Regions from separate parts of the Homo sapiens genome. Here region 1 is linked to region 2. The links are chromatin contacts, found by Hi-C or POLR2A ChIA-PET in ENCODE. All regions are on one chromosome and are shown on one strand. The core of a region is the stretch at or near the end of the contact, and the rest is flanking DNA. Distances in the headings are between cores, read along the strand shown.

Region 1 (5,598 bases), core at 3,059-5,558, 4.4 Mb after region 2:
TGGAAAGGCCGAGGCCCAAGGCCACCTTCTCCAAGGAGCCACCCACAGTCACAGCCCCTGGTGTCTGTCCCAAGCCGGGATTGTTTCCTGGGGTGGGGGCAACAGGTCGTTGCAGGTGTTGGCTGGGCGCCTACGTCAGGCAGGGCCCCGGGACGGGACTGCAGGGCTCCGAGCCCTGGGATGAACCTGACTGCCATGGATCAGGCGCTGCCAGGTCTGGCCTGGGGTGGGCAGCAGAAACAGGATCGCTCAGGGGGACGAGAAAGTTAAGTTTGTTTAGTATTAAGAAGATTCTGATCTTAAAGAAAACATTGGCCGGGCATGGTGGCTCATGCCTATAATCCTAGCACTGTGGGAAGCTGAGGCAGGTGGATTAATTGAGCCCGGGAGTTTGAGACCAACCTGGGCAACACAGCAAGACACTATCTCTACCAAAAATATAAAAATTAGCTGGGCGTGGTGACGTGCACCGGTAGTCTCAGCTGCTCAGGAGACAGATGGGAGGATCGTTTAAGCCCGGGAGTTTGAGGCTGCAGTGAGCTATAATTTCACCACTACACTCCAGCCTGGGTCACACAGTGAAACCCTGTCACTAAACATAAAAAAAAAGGCCAGGTGCGGTGGTTCATGCCTGTAATCCCAGCACTTTGGGAGGCCGAAGTGGGTGGATCACGAGGTCAGGAGTTCAAGAACAGCCTGGCCAAGATGGTGAAACCCCGTCTCTACTAAAAATATAAAAACTAGCCGGGCGCAGTGGCAGGCGCCTGTAATCCCAGCTACTCGGGAGGCTGAGGCGGGAAAATCGCGTGAACCCGGGCGGCAGAGGTTGCAGTGAGCCGAGATCACGTCACTGCACTCCAACCTGGGTGATAGAGACTCCGTCTCAAAAAAAAAAAAAAAAAAAAAAAAAAAGGCCGGGCGTGGTGGATCCCAGCACTTTGGGAGGCTGAGGCAGGTGGATCACGAGGTCAGGAGTTTGAGACCAGCCTGGTCAACACAGTGAAACCCGGTCTCTACTAAAAATACAAAAATTAGCTGGGCGTGGTGGCAGGCGCCTGTAATCCCAGCTACTCGGGAGGCTGAGACAGGAGAATCGCGTGAACCTGGGAGGCGGAGGTTGCAGTGAGCTGAGATTGCGCCACTGCACTCCAGCCTGGGTGATAGAGCTAGACTGTGTCTTGGAAAAAAATAATAAATATAAAAATAAAAATACAAATAAAAAAATAACGTTAACAGCTCAGTGAACAATCATCTACTTGTCATAGACACTGAGGAATGTTTCCATGTTGATATTTTTTCCTCGTAACTCAATCATGTTGGGATTGTAAGTTATACAGCATATACTGCTTGCAAGCCATTCCATCCTTAAGGAGCAACTCAGTTTTCTTATTCTTGACTTAGAATTGGTTGCATCCCGATGTCTCCTCTGCCTGCACTTCCCAGGAAGAACCCCCTGAGGCCCTCAGATTTTCCTGCACACGCCCTTCCCAGACCCTCTGATGACTGCAAATCCCACCCTACCCTTGACGGGAAACTCTCTGAGGCTGTCCAGGTCATCACCCCCAGGGACCAGGTACTGGTGGGGGAATGTTCCATGAATTAATTGCTGTACTCAGGGCTCTTGGACAAGTCTCCCCTGATCGCAGGGTCCTGACTCTCCCTGTATAAGATGGAGGCTCTGCTGCTCAGGAGCCTGCCTGGCTTCCAGTGGTCTGGAGTGGAGCTGCACTGCAATGGGGCTGGACTTAGGCTCCAGGTACCCACAGGGTGGGTGCAGGGGGACCATCACAGTTCAGCTTCCTGGTGCCATCTGTGGTGGGACCTGATTGTGGGGCAAAGGGGTGGGACATAAAAGGCAGAGTGTCGAGGCAGGTACAGAACGGGTGGGGGGTGCTCCTTAGGGAGAAGGCAAATCTAGAATTCCTTGACCTCATAAGGAAACAGCTTGGATCCGTATGGGGAGGGGTGGCATGGGGGAGGATGGAGCAGCACTTAGTACACAGAGGCCTCTGGGAGAGGGGCCAGGATTGCAGAAGGCTTGCAGAGGTGCTGGGGAATCTGATTTTGTCAAAACTAAAAAATCCACAAGGCAGCCTCTGAGCAGCCCAGAGTCCAAACTGCCATCTGTCCCCTCAGCTCTGAAAGATGAGGTGCAAACCCCTGCCCTACCCAAGGCTCTCCTGCTGCACACTGCCAGGCACTGTCTTCATGGACCCACACTTCCTTCCATATTGCTGGGGACACAGTGGGGCCTTGCCAACAGTGATTCCTCTTTGTTAGGATCTTTGCGTGTAGTCAAAACAGGGCCCCATCTCCTCATTACTCCCCCAGGTGTCTACCTCTTCCCACCCCATGGGCAAACCTCCATGGATGACTGGTCTGTGACCCTCACCAGCCAGGCCAGCCATTCTGGACATGACCAGAGCCCTCCCCTCTTCTTCCCTTGTCACCAGCCCTCAACTGTGAAACTACAGATGGCATGTCACCTCTTCATGCTCCCAGTTTGGGGCCTACCCAGTGAGGGGCACACTAGTTGATTCCATACACCCTCAGCTGGCTTTGTTTAGAATGTGAATGTCACAGCCAGGCGCGGTGGCTTATGCCTGTAATCCCAGCACTTTGGGAGGCCGAGCCGGACTGATCACTTGAGGTCAGGAGTTCGAGACCAGCCTGGCCAACATGGTGAAATCCTGTTTCTACTAAAAATACAAATACTAAATACTAAAAATACAAAGCCAGGCATGGTGGCATGTGACTGTACTCCCAGCTACTCGGGAGGCTGAGACAGGAGAATCACTTGAACCCGGGAGGTGGAGGCTACAGAGAGCCAAGATTGCACCACTGCACTCCAGCCTGGGTGACAGAGCGAGACTGTCTCAAAAAAAAAAAAAAAAAAAAAAGAATATGAATGATGAATGTCACCTCCTTTCTCTTCTCCATGAGACAGCCAATATCTGATCAAGGCCCTGGGAATGGGAATCCATAGCTCGCCACCCACGTCTGCCCCCTGCCTAGCCACGCTGCGCTCAGGGACCATTCCGACAGGAGAGGACGCCCCACTTCAGCTCCCCCCAGTGCCCCGGGTGAATGAACGGCATGAAGGGTTAGGCGGGCACACGTCGTCTCTGCACGCATCGCACGGCGCCCTCTGCCCGCGCCCACTGGCGTGCCCGTCGGCATGCCCGGGCCCCTTCGAAGACTGCTTGCTTCTGGAGTGCCAGCGGCCTCCTGGCCCAGTGCCCCATTTCCTCCCGGGTGGAGCGAGGGAGGAGGAAGGGAAGCAGAGGGGTAGGCGGTGGTAAGCAGCAGGCACATGTGCGCGGGCGAGAGCCCCGCAGACTGGGAAGGCGGGCCCATGGCAGGGGGTCTGCGGGGATCGCGTAGGCGCGGGCCTTGCCCTGCAGCCGCTTCCCGGGCGATGCGCACACAAAGCGCCCTCGGCAGCGCCTGGCCCGGGGCCCGCGCTCTCTTAGGGTCCGGGCCCTTCCCGCCGCTGCTGGGGCGGCCGACCGGGATGCGGCCGGGGAACCCTAGGCTCTGGGGCCCTGGGAAGGGGGACGACGGCGGGGAGTAGGGATGTGCAGGGATCGGGCGAAGCCCAAGCGACTTAGGGACCAGAGCCACCCCAAGCGCCGACTTCGCCCGCTCGCACGTCCCGGGTCCCTCGCGCGCAGGCCCCGCCCCTCTCACCCCGCCGCACGCCACAGGGTGACGTCTGGGCTCCCAGCCGCATCGCCCTGACTCCCGCGCGGGCCCCGCCCCCTGCCGCTAGCCAATCTGTGCGTTTGTGACTTTTGGGCCCGCAGCCCCGCCTGCTCCCACAGCGATACCGGTTTGCATTGCCCTGACTCCCGCGCGGGCCCCGCCCCCTACGCCGCTAGCCAATCCATGCATTAGTGGCGTCCGGGCTCGCAGTACCGCTCGCTCCCACCGCGAGACCTTCTGCTCCGCGCCCGCGCGGGCCCCTCCCCCTCCATCGCTAGCCAATCCCCGTTTTGTGACGTATGGGCTCGCGGCCCCGCTCGCTCCCACCGCGAGACCTTTTGCTCCGCGCCCGCGCGGGCCCCGCCCCCTCCATCACTAGCCAATCCCCGTGCTTGTGACATATGGGCTTGCGGCCCCGCCCGCTCCCATCGCGAGACCGGTTCCCACCGCCCTGACTCCCGGGCGGGCCCCGCCCTCTCCGCCGCTAGCCAATCCTCGCGTTGATGACGTTTGGGCTCGCGGCCCCAGCCTCCCAGCTCTCAGGGCACGGCCGGTCTGTGCCGGCTGCTCCCGCGGTTAGGTCCCGCCCCGCGCAGCGCGCGCAGCCTGCGGAGCCAGCGGCCGTGACGCGACAACGATTCGGCTGTGACGCGACAACGATTCGGCTGTGACGCGAGCGCGGCCGCTCCCGATGCGCTCGTGCCGCCCCCGCCGTGCTCCTCGGCAGCCGTTGCTCGGCCGGTTTTGGTAGGCCCGGGCCGCCGCCAGGCCTCCGCCTGAGCCCGCACCCGCCATGGACAACTACGCAGATCTTTCGGATACCGAGCTGACCACCTTGCTGCGCCGGTACAACATCCCGCACGGGCCTGTAGTAGGTACGCGGCGGCGGGCGGGACCCCTTCCGGGCCCCCTCCTCGTGCTCCGCCTCGCGACCTCCCCGCTGCCCTCCCCGCGCGCCTTCCCCGGCCCGCGGCCCTGACCGCCCCGTGTCCGGCCAGGATCAACTCGTAGGCTTTACGAGAAGAAGATCTTCGAGTACGAGACCCAGAGGCGGCGGCTCTCGCCCCCCAGCTCGTCCGCCGCCTCCTCTTATAGCTTCTCTGGTGAGAGCCTCGCCTGTGGGGACAGCCTGGGACGCGGGGAGGATGGGGTCGCGAGGGTGTGGCAGGGGGGCCGGTCGAGAGCGGCACTGGAGAAAGGGGAGGGAAGTCTGGGGGGGCAAACAGTTCTGTCTCCTCCTTTCAATCCAGACTTGAATTCGACTAGAGGGGATGCAGATATGTATGATCTTCCCAAGAAAGAGGACGCTTTACTCTACCAGAGCAAGGGTAAGGCAGGGGTTGGGTGGGCACGCTGGCACCTTCACCCGACTTCGTCAGGGACCCCGCTCACAGGGAGGACCTGAGACCTCAGTCCCAACCACTCCAGCAGCCTTAGGAGGGAGAAACTGTTACAGGTCCCGAAATGGGATTCAGATTAGGGCCATCAGGCCAGGCGGGGCACACCGATGCCCCCTCTGCTACCGCTGCCCCCCTTCCCAAGGCTACAATGACGACTACTATGAAGAGAGCTACTTCACCACCAGGACTTATGGGGAGCCCGAGTCTGCCGGCCCGTCCAGGGCTGTCCGCCAGTCAGTGACTTCATTCCCAGATGCTGACGCTTTCCATCACCAGGTGAGCTGGCTGGCAGGCGTCCTGTACTTGGGTACAACCTAGGGGATCGCGGCTGTGTTTGGATAAATCCAGGGGGGCACTGGGTACAAATGGTGGCTCTTGGGCCTCCGGGGAGACTCTGTGTGACTAGAGCACCCTGGTCTGGGATCTAGGCTCAGACTCTTCCTGAGAGTCCTGGGGGCAAAAGGGGATGCTGGGGCATGAGCACAAGTGGCAA
Region 2 (5,948 bases), core at 1,267-3,766:
CCTTCTGAAGAAGTCTCCTGATAGCACCCCCACCCCCCCCCAGCACTTGTCCTCTGCACTCTTGTGACCACACTGCCATCGGAATGATCTTGGTACAGGGACAATGAGATTATGTCACTCCTCTACTGAAACCTTTCAAGGGCTCCCTGCCCCAACTAGCACAGAATCCACACTTCCTCTCAGGGCACTCAAGGTCCCTCCTGATCTGGTTTCCCACCCCAGCCACGTCCTCTCCTCTCCCCTTTATTCACCACCCTGAAGCCACACAGGCCTTCCATCCCCTGAGGGAACATGCCAAGCTTGTTTCTACCTCAGAGCCTTTGTCAGTTGTGATGGGTTGCATTGTGTCCTCTTAAAATGCGTATGTTGAAGTCCTAAACCCCAGCACCTCAAAATGTGGCCTTATATATAAAAACAGAGTCATTACAGAGGCAATCAAGTGAGACTGAAGCCATCAGGGCGGACCCGCATCCAATGTGGCTGGCGTCCTTATGAAAAGGGGGATTTGAGAGACAGTCACGCACACAGGGAGAACACCATGAGAAGATAAACGCAGAGATAAGGGAGATGCTTCTACAAGCTAATGAGTGCCAAAGATTGCCGGCCAGCCGCCTGCAGCTAAGAGAAAGGGACAGACCAGATTGTCTTTCACAGCCCACAGAACAAACGAACCTGGCCACCACTTTGATTTCAGACTTCCATCCTCCAGAACTGCGAGACAATGATTGTCTGTTCTTTAAGCCAGCCCCTTTATGGTCCTTTGTTTCAGCCATCTTGGCAAACTGCTGTTCCCAACACATCTGCACAGGCTAGGGCACGAGTTTGCCATTTGACAGCACATCAAGCCCATTCTTTCCACCTGACAATCTTCATCTACCTTGTTTTTCACTGCCTGGGTGATATCCCATTGTTGGTCGTCTCATAATTTGCCTGACCATTCCTCCACTGATGGAGAGTTACAAGTTGCTTCCCACTTTTGCCACTAGAAATGACATTACTTCTAACACTCGCTGTGTGAAGACATGCTGAAGGAAATGCCTCGGCCGCCTGGCACGCCCATCTAAGATGCTGATATCTGCCAGCAAATGACTTTCCACAAAGACTCACCCGTGTACCCTCCACCAACCCATCCATGGTGCCATTTCCTCACACACTTGTGGCCCCTGAGCATGATTATTCTTCTGATGAGTGACCAAAGATAACCAGGTTCCTTGGTTCTGGATTACTTCTGACGGAGGCTGAATGTCCCCCACAGGGCCTGGCCACTTCCATCGGGATAAATGGCTACAGTGAATGTTTGCCTCTTTTCTGCCGCCCAGTTTCTTAGCCAACCCTTTTCTCGTCATCACCACAAAATCACAACAACTGTGTGTGTGTGGAATCCCTAGTAGGAACTGATGTAACTGAAAAGGCAAGAAGGGGGTTGAGTCCCCTCCTACCTGGTGCTGCAGAGAGTACCTGCTTTACGGCCAGAGGAGGAAACACTCTTCCACTTGGTTTCTTTACCTGCACAACAAGGAAGATAAAGAGGAAAGGTCATTAAATGCAAGTCAGCAAAGCTGGTTAATGGCCCTAGGAAGGTCTTCTACTCAGCAGGCATTGGAAACCAAGAGCTGGGAGGGCCGGTCCTAAGAGTAACACATGTGCACCTCACTCACGGTTTGGTTCTGCTAATCAGAGCGGTGGGACCCTCCACATCTGTCTGGGTCACAGGGTGCACCAGTCCGCAGAGCAGAAAATCATTTCAGCAAGTTGAGTCACATTCCTACAGCTGAGCACGCTCCATCCGAGGGGAGAAAAATCACACTTCCCCTCCCATTGTCATCGGACGAGGGTTTGGGGGGCCTAAATCCCATTGTCCACTGCTTAATTCTGGTTAGGTCATGCTGAGCACGGGGCCACAGGCCACAGAGCTATGCACCGCCCGGCCTGGGGTCCAGGCGAGCTTACAGCACAGGGGCCAAGCGGGAGGCAGGGAAGACCGGGCCGAGATGGGGCCGCTGTGTGTGGAGCAGCACTTGCAGACGCAGGTCGCGGGTACACGCGCTTAGAAGGAGGGGGGCCGAGACCATGGGGAGAGCAAGGGACACCAAAGGGCGCTTCGGGCGCGCCCCGCACGGGTTCTCTGCCCGAAACCCAGGGGAAAGAAACCCCAGCCCGCAAGTACCGTCTGCAAGAGGGCCGAGCACACGGGCTCCGGCATCAGGGGCCCTGGTACCTTTCAGCCGCGGCCGGTCTCACGGCCTCTGGACCCTGAGAGTCGTGGGCGTTCAGGGCCGACTCTGGCTTTTGGCCTCAGAGTACAGTCCTCCGCCTCCTCGCGACCCAGCGAGGCCACCGGAGCCAGCGAGGAGACGTGGGCCGCGGTGAGAAGAGAGAGCACCCGGCTCGTGTCAGGGCTGTAAGGTAGCTGCCGCTTACTCCCGGAAACCGGTGGCCAGTGACAGATGCTAGCGGTCCATAACTTCGGCTTTCATGCAGCTCCCGTCGTCCCTTTCATGAGGAACGTACGTGTGCGCGTAATCACGCACGTACGTACACCACGCACGTACGCAGGAGGCCCGTATTCAGCCACGCCTATACACCGCCAAATCGCTAGGAAGCCACGTATTCACGAAGCCACGCAGTGACGTCGCCACGCACGTACGCACGCACTTGCCACAAGGAGACGCTGTTCAGTTTACCGGATCCTGTCCCGCGCCAGCCAACCAGGACAAGGCCGGGGAGCTCGAGACAGGCAGCCTAGACCAAGAACCGGAAGGAGGAAAAGGAACCGGAGGGAGGAAGAGGAGGGGCGGGACGAGACCACCAGGCAGGATTTTTAAGCCCAGAGCTGCGAGACCAGCAGGAAGGAACTGGGAGAAACCAATGGGGAGGGGATGGGGGCGGGGCTGAGAGGAGGAGGGCGGAGCTGGGGGAGGGGAAGGGCGGGAGTGAGGAAACCGCTGGGGCGGGGTTGAGAGTGGGGCGGGGACTTGAGGGGATGGGGCGGGGACTTGGGATGGGGCGGGGACTCGAGGGGGTGGGGCGGGGCTGAGAGAAACCATTGGGGGCGGGGCTATGGGCGATCTGGGCGAGGAGAGGCTGCAGGAGGAGCTCGCGGACTCCTGAGAACCAGCGCGGGGAGGGAGGGGGCTGGTGAGAGGAGGAAGGTGGGGCTGAAAGAAACCAGTGGGGAGGGGTTGGGGGCGGGGCTTTGGAAGCTGGTGCTGGAGAAGCAGGGCAGGGCTGGGGGAGGAGTGGGGCGGGGCGGGGTTCGGGGGGGGCTGGGGCTCGGGGAGGGGTGGGGCGGGGCTGAGGGAACCGCCGGGGAGGGGCTCGGGGGCGGGGCTTTGAAAACAGCCTTTGGAGAAGCGGGGCTGGGGGGGCGGGGCAGGGCCGAGGGGAACCTCTGGGGTGGGGCTGGGGGGTGGGGTTTGCACGCAGCCACAGGAGAAACAGGGCGGGGCTCAGAAAAGGGTTGGATCGGGCTGAGAGAGACCGCTGAGGGGGGTGCTGGGGGCGGGGCTTTGGAAGCACCCGCGGGAGAAACAGGGAGGAGATGGGGAGAGGCGGGGCTCGGCGCGGGGCGGGGCTTCGGAGGCAGCCGCGGGAGAAGCAGGGGGGGGTTCGGGGCAGGGCGGGTCTGAGCGAAGCCATTGGGGAGCGGCTGGGGGCGGGGCCTTTTAACCAGCCGCAGGAGGAGCCGGGTGGGGCTGGGGCGGGGCGGAGCTGAGAGAAACCGCTGAGGATGGGCTGGGGGCGGGGCCTTGGAAGCAGGCGTTGGAGGGGCGGGGTAGGGCCGGGCCGAGAGAAACCACTGGGGAGGGTCTGGGGTCGGGGCTTTGCCATCAGTGGTGTGAGGAGCAGGCCGGGGCAGTGGGCAATTGAGCGAGGAACAGCTGCGGGAGGACTCCGCGGACTCCTGAGAACCAGCTTAGGGGAGCGGCGGCTTGGGGAGGTGTAGGGTGGAATCACGAGAAAGCTCTGTGGGAGGGCCTGGTGCACAGCTCAGCTGCAGGGTGGAGCTGAGGGAAAGCCGGGCGTTCCTGGAGGAGGAGCAGGGCGAGGCTGTGGCAAAGCGCTGTGGGAGCAGATGGGGCGGGGCTGCGGGAAAGAGCTGGAGAAGGAGGAGCCAAGCTGCACCAAGGCTGGCGGGTGAGAATTGCGGGGGAGGAGCTAGTGCAGAGCTGGAGGAAAGAGCTGAAAGGTTGTTGGGGTGGGCAGAGGGGTAGGAGAAGCGAGACGGGGCTAGAGGAGGCGGAGCTGGGAGCGGTGATGAAGGGGTAGCAGGGCGGGGCAGTGGGAAAGAGCTGTGGGAGGAGGAGCTGGGGGTAAGAAGCTGGGGCTGTGGCTGCAGCGGGGACTGGGTCAGAGCTTCTGGAGGAGCCGCCTGCAAGAGGAGGGCGTAGTTGTGGGAAAGAGCTGTGGGCGGAAATGGTTAAGTGCCGGGTGGAGCAGGGGCTGGCGTCGGAATAGCTGGGGCGGAGCTGCGGGAGGAGGAGCTGGGGGGCGGAACTGTGGGAGGAACAGCTGGGGCGGAGCTGAGGGAGGAGGAGCAGGGGGGCAGAACAGCTGGGGTGGAGCTGTGGGCGGAGCTGCAAGAGGAGAAGTTGGGGACGGACTTGCAGGAGGAAAAGCTAGGGGTGGAGCTGTGGGTGGAGTTGGGGGAGGGAGCTGAGGCCCTTCTGTGATGCACCCTTAGGCAAGAGTCCAAACTTTCCCGCGGCGACCTAACTGCACCTCCAGTGTCTTCCCCCAGAGGGCACAGAAGCAGCAAGAAGGGCGGGAACACTTGACTGGGGTCCATGCAGCTCTAGGCTGAGTCTTGCAGGGCTGAGCCCCCCAGGCCTGCTCTCCTGTGTCCTGGCCGCTCCGTCAGTGCCTGCCAGTGGGGTCCAGAGGGACCGTTTTTTTAACGCCTCTTTTGCAGGTAATGAGAAACATCCCCACTCTTAATGTCTTGCCTCCTCCGGCCTAAGTCGCCCAGCACACAGCCCAACTTCCCTGGCAAACTTGCTTTTCAAACTCTCTTCTCTCAGTCACGGGCTCAGGTTCTGTAGTGCTGCCATGCTTTACTCCTCTGTCCCTCCCCTTATCTAGTCTCCCGCATTGACTTCATAACCAAGTTCTGGGTCCCTGCCTCTGGAGTGCCTGATGAGACAAAACGGCTCCTCGTCCTGCATCCCCGCTGCTACTTCCAGAATTCAGGCCTCGTGGTCTGGAGCCTGCACTGTTCCATGAGCCTCCTGAGCAACCTGGAGTCCTCTGTCTTTCTTCCCTCAGGTCTGTCGTCCACATTCCATCGGCTCAGTTTCTAAGTCACAAATCTGTCCCCAGCAATCCTCTAGTGAAAACGCTGCTGGGCCTTCTCAGGTTTAAGTCCTAGCAGTTCAGGGAGTCGGCTCAGCTCTCCCCACCCTTAAGCCAAACACTCTTTGGGTTCACGCTGTGCTGTTCAGTCACTGGTCCCCACCAGCCTGCTGTTCCAGGTCTCCCTGCTTTGCACCGGCGGTTCCCATGGCCTTGTCCTGGTGCGCTCCTGGCCTCCTTCAAGGCACAACTTTAAAGTCACCTTCACAGCCCCACTCCGAGTATTAGAGACTTTCGTCTCCAGCTCTGATAGCATTTTGTACCTCCCCTGTCCCCACCCTACGTTAGGCTCTTGCAACCCAGGGTGGTAATTGCTCTGTAAGACTGTGGCTGCCGCAGGGTCTCTTGAGTTCCTTGAAGGCAAGGCCGGTGTTTTACTCATTTCTGAAACTGGGTGCCCAGGGCACAGTATCTGCTTAGTAAGTGTTGAATGAGCAAAGGGCAGCTTTCTTGTTTTTTCTAGTGAGATGCGCCTACTTCTCCCTGGAGAAGCTTGAGGAAGCAGAAATGCTGGAGATGAGGTGAGGAGGAGAGGGTCCCTCTTTATGGGATGTAGGCCGTAGGGCTGCAGGGGACCTTCAGATCACCAGTTCCAA

The links. A loop is a pair of places that touch in the nucleus more often than their neighbours do. ChIA-PET counts read pairs that join two places held with the same protein, here RNA polymerase II (POLR2A). Pooled maps may share reads with other maps.
Region 1: a pooled map shows a loop between it and region 2 (6-fold over the local background). The contact joins the promoter of EMD here to the promoter of EOLA2 in region 2. A Hi-C loop is called at or near these places in 5 of 50 pooled maps. POLR2A ChIA-PET finds 5 or more read pairs at or near these places in 2 of 52 experiments (A673 and activated CD4-positive, alpha-beta T cell).

What each region holds. Positions count from the first base shown.
Region 1 is chrX:154,374,987-154,380,584 of GRCh38, forward strand. EMD (emerin) reads left to right here and starts at 4,309. Exons shown (of 6, transcript NM_000117.3): 1 at 4,309-4,580; 2 at 4,704-4,808; 3 at 4,956-5,033; 4 at 5,248-5,381. The coding sequence starts at 4,499. RefSeq lists silencers at 3,400-3,529, 3,550-3,969, 3,980-4,279 and an enhancer at 4,687-5,266.
Region 2 is chrX:149,935,975-149,941,922 of GRCh38, forward strand. EOLA2 (endothelium and lymphocyte associated ASCH domain 2) reads right to left here and starts at 2,517. Exons shown (of 5, transcript NM_001013845.2): 1 at 2,219-2,517; 2 at 1,459-1,506. EOLA2-DT (EOLA2 divergent transcript) reads left to right here and starts at 2,574. Exons shown (of 12, transcript NR_027456.1): 1 at 2,574-2,812; 2 at 4,685-4,912; 3 at 5,816-5,873. RefSeq lists silencers at 2,963-3,232, 3,343-3,422, 3,703-3,762, 4,413-4,522.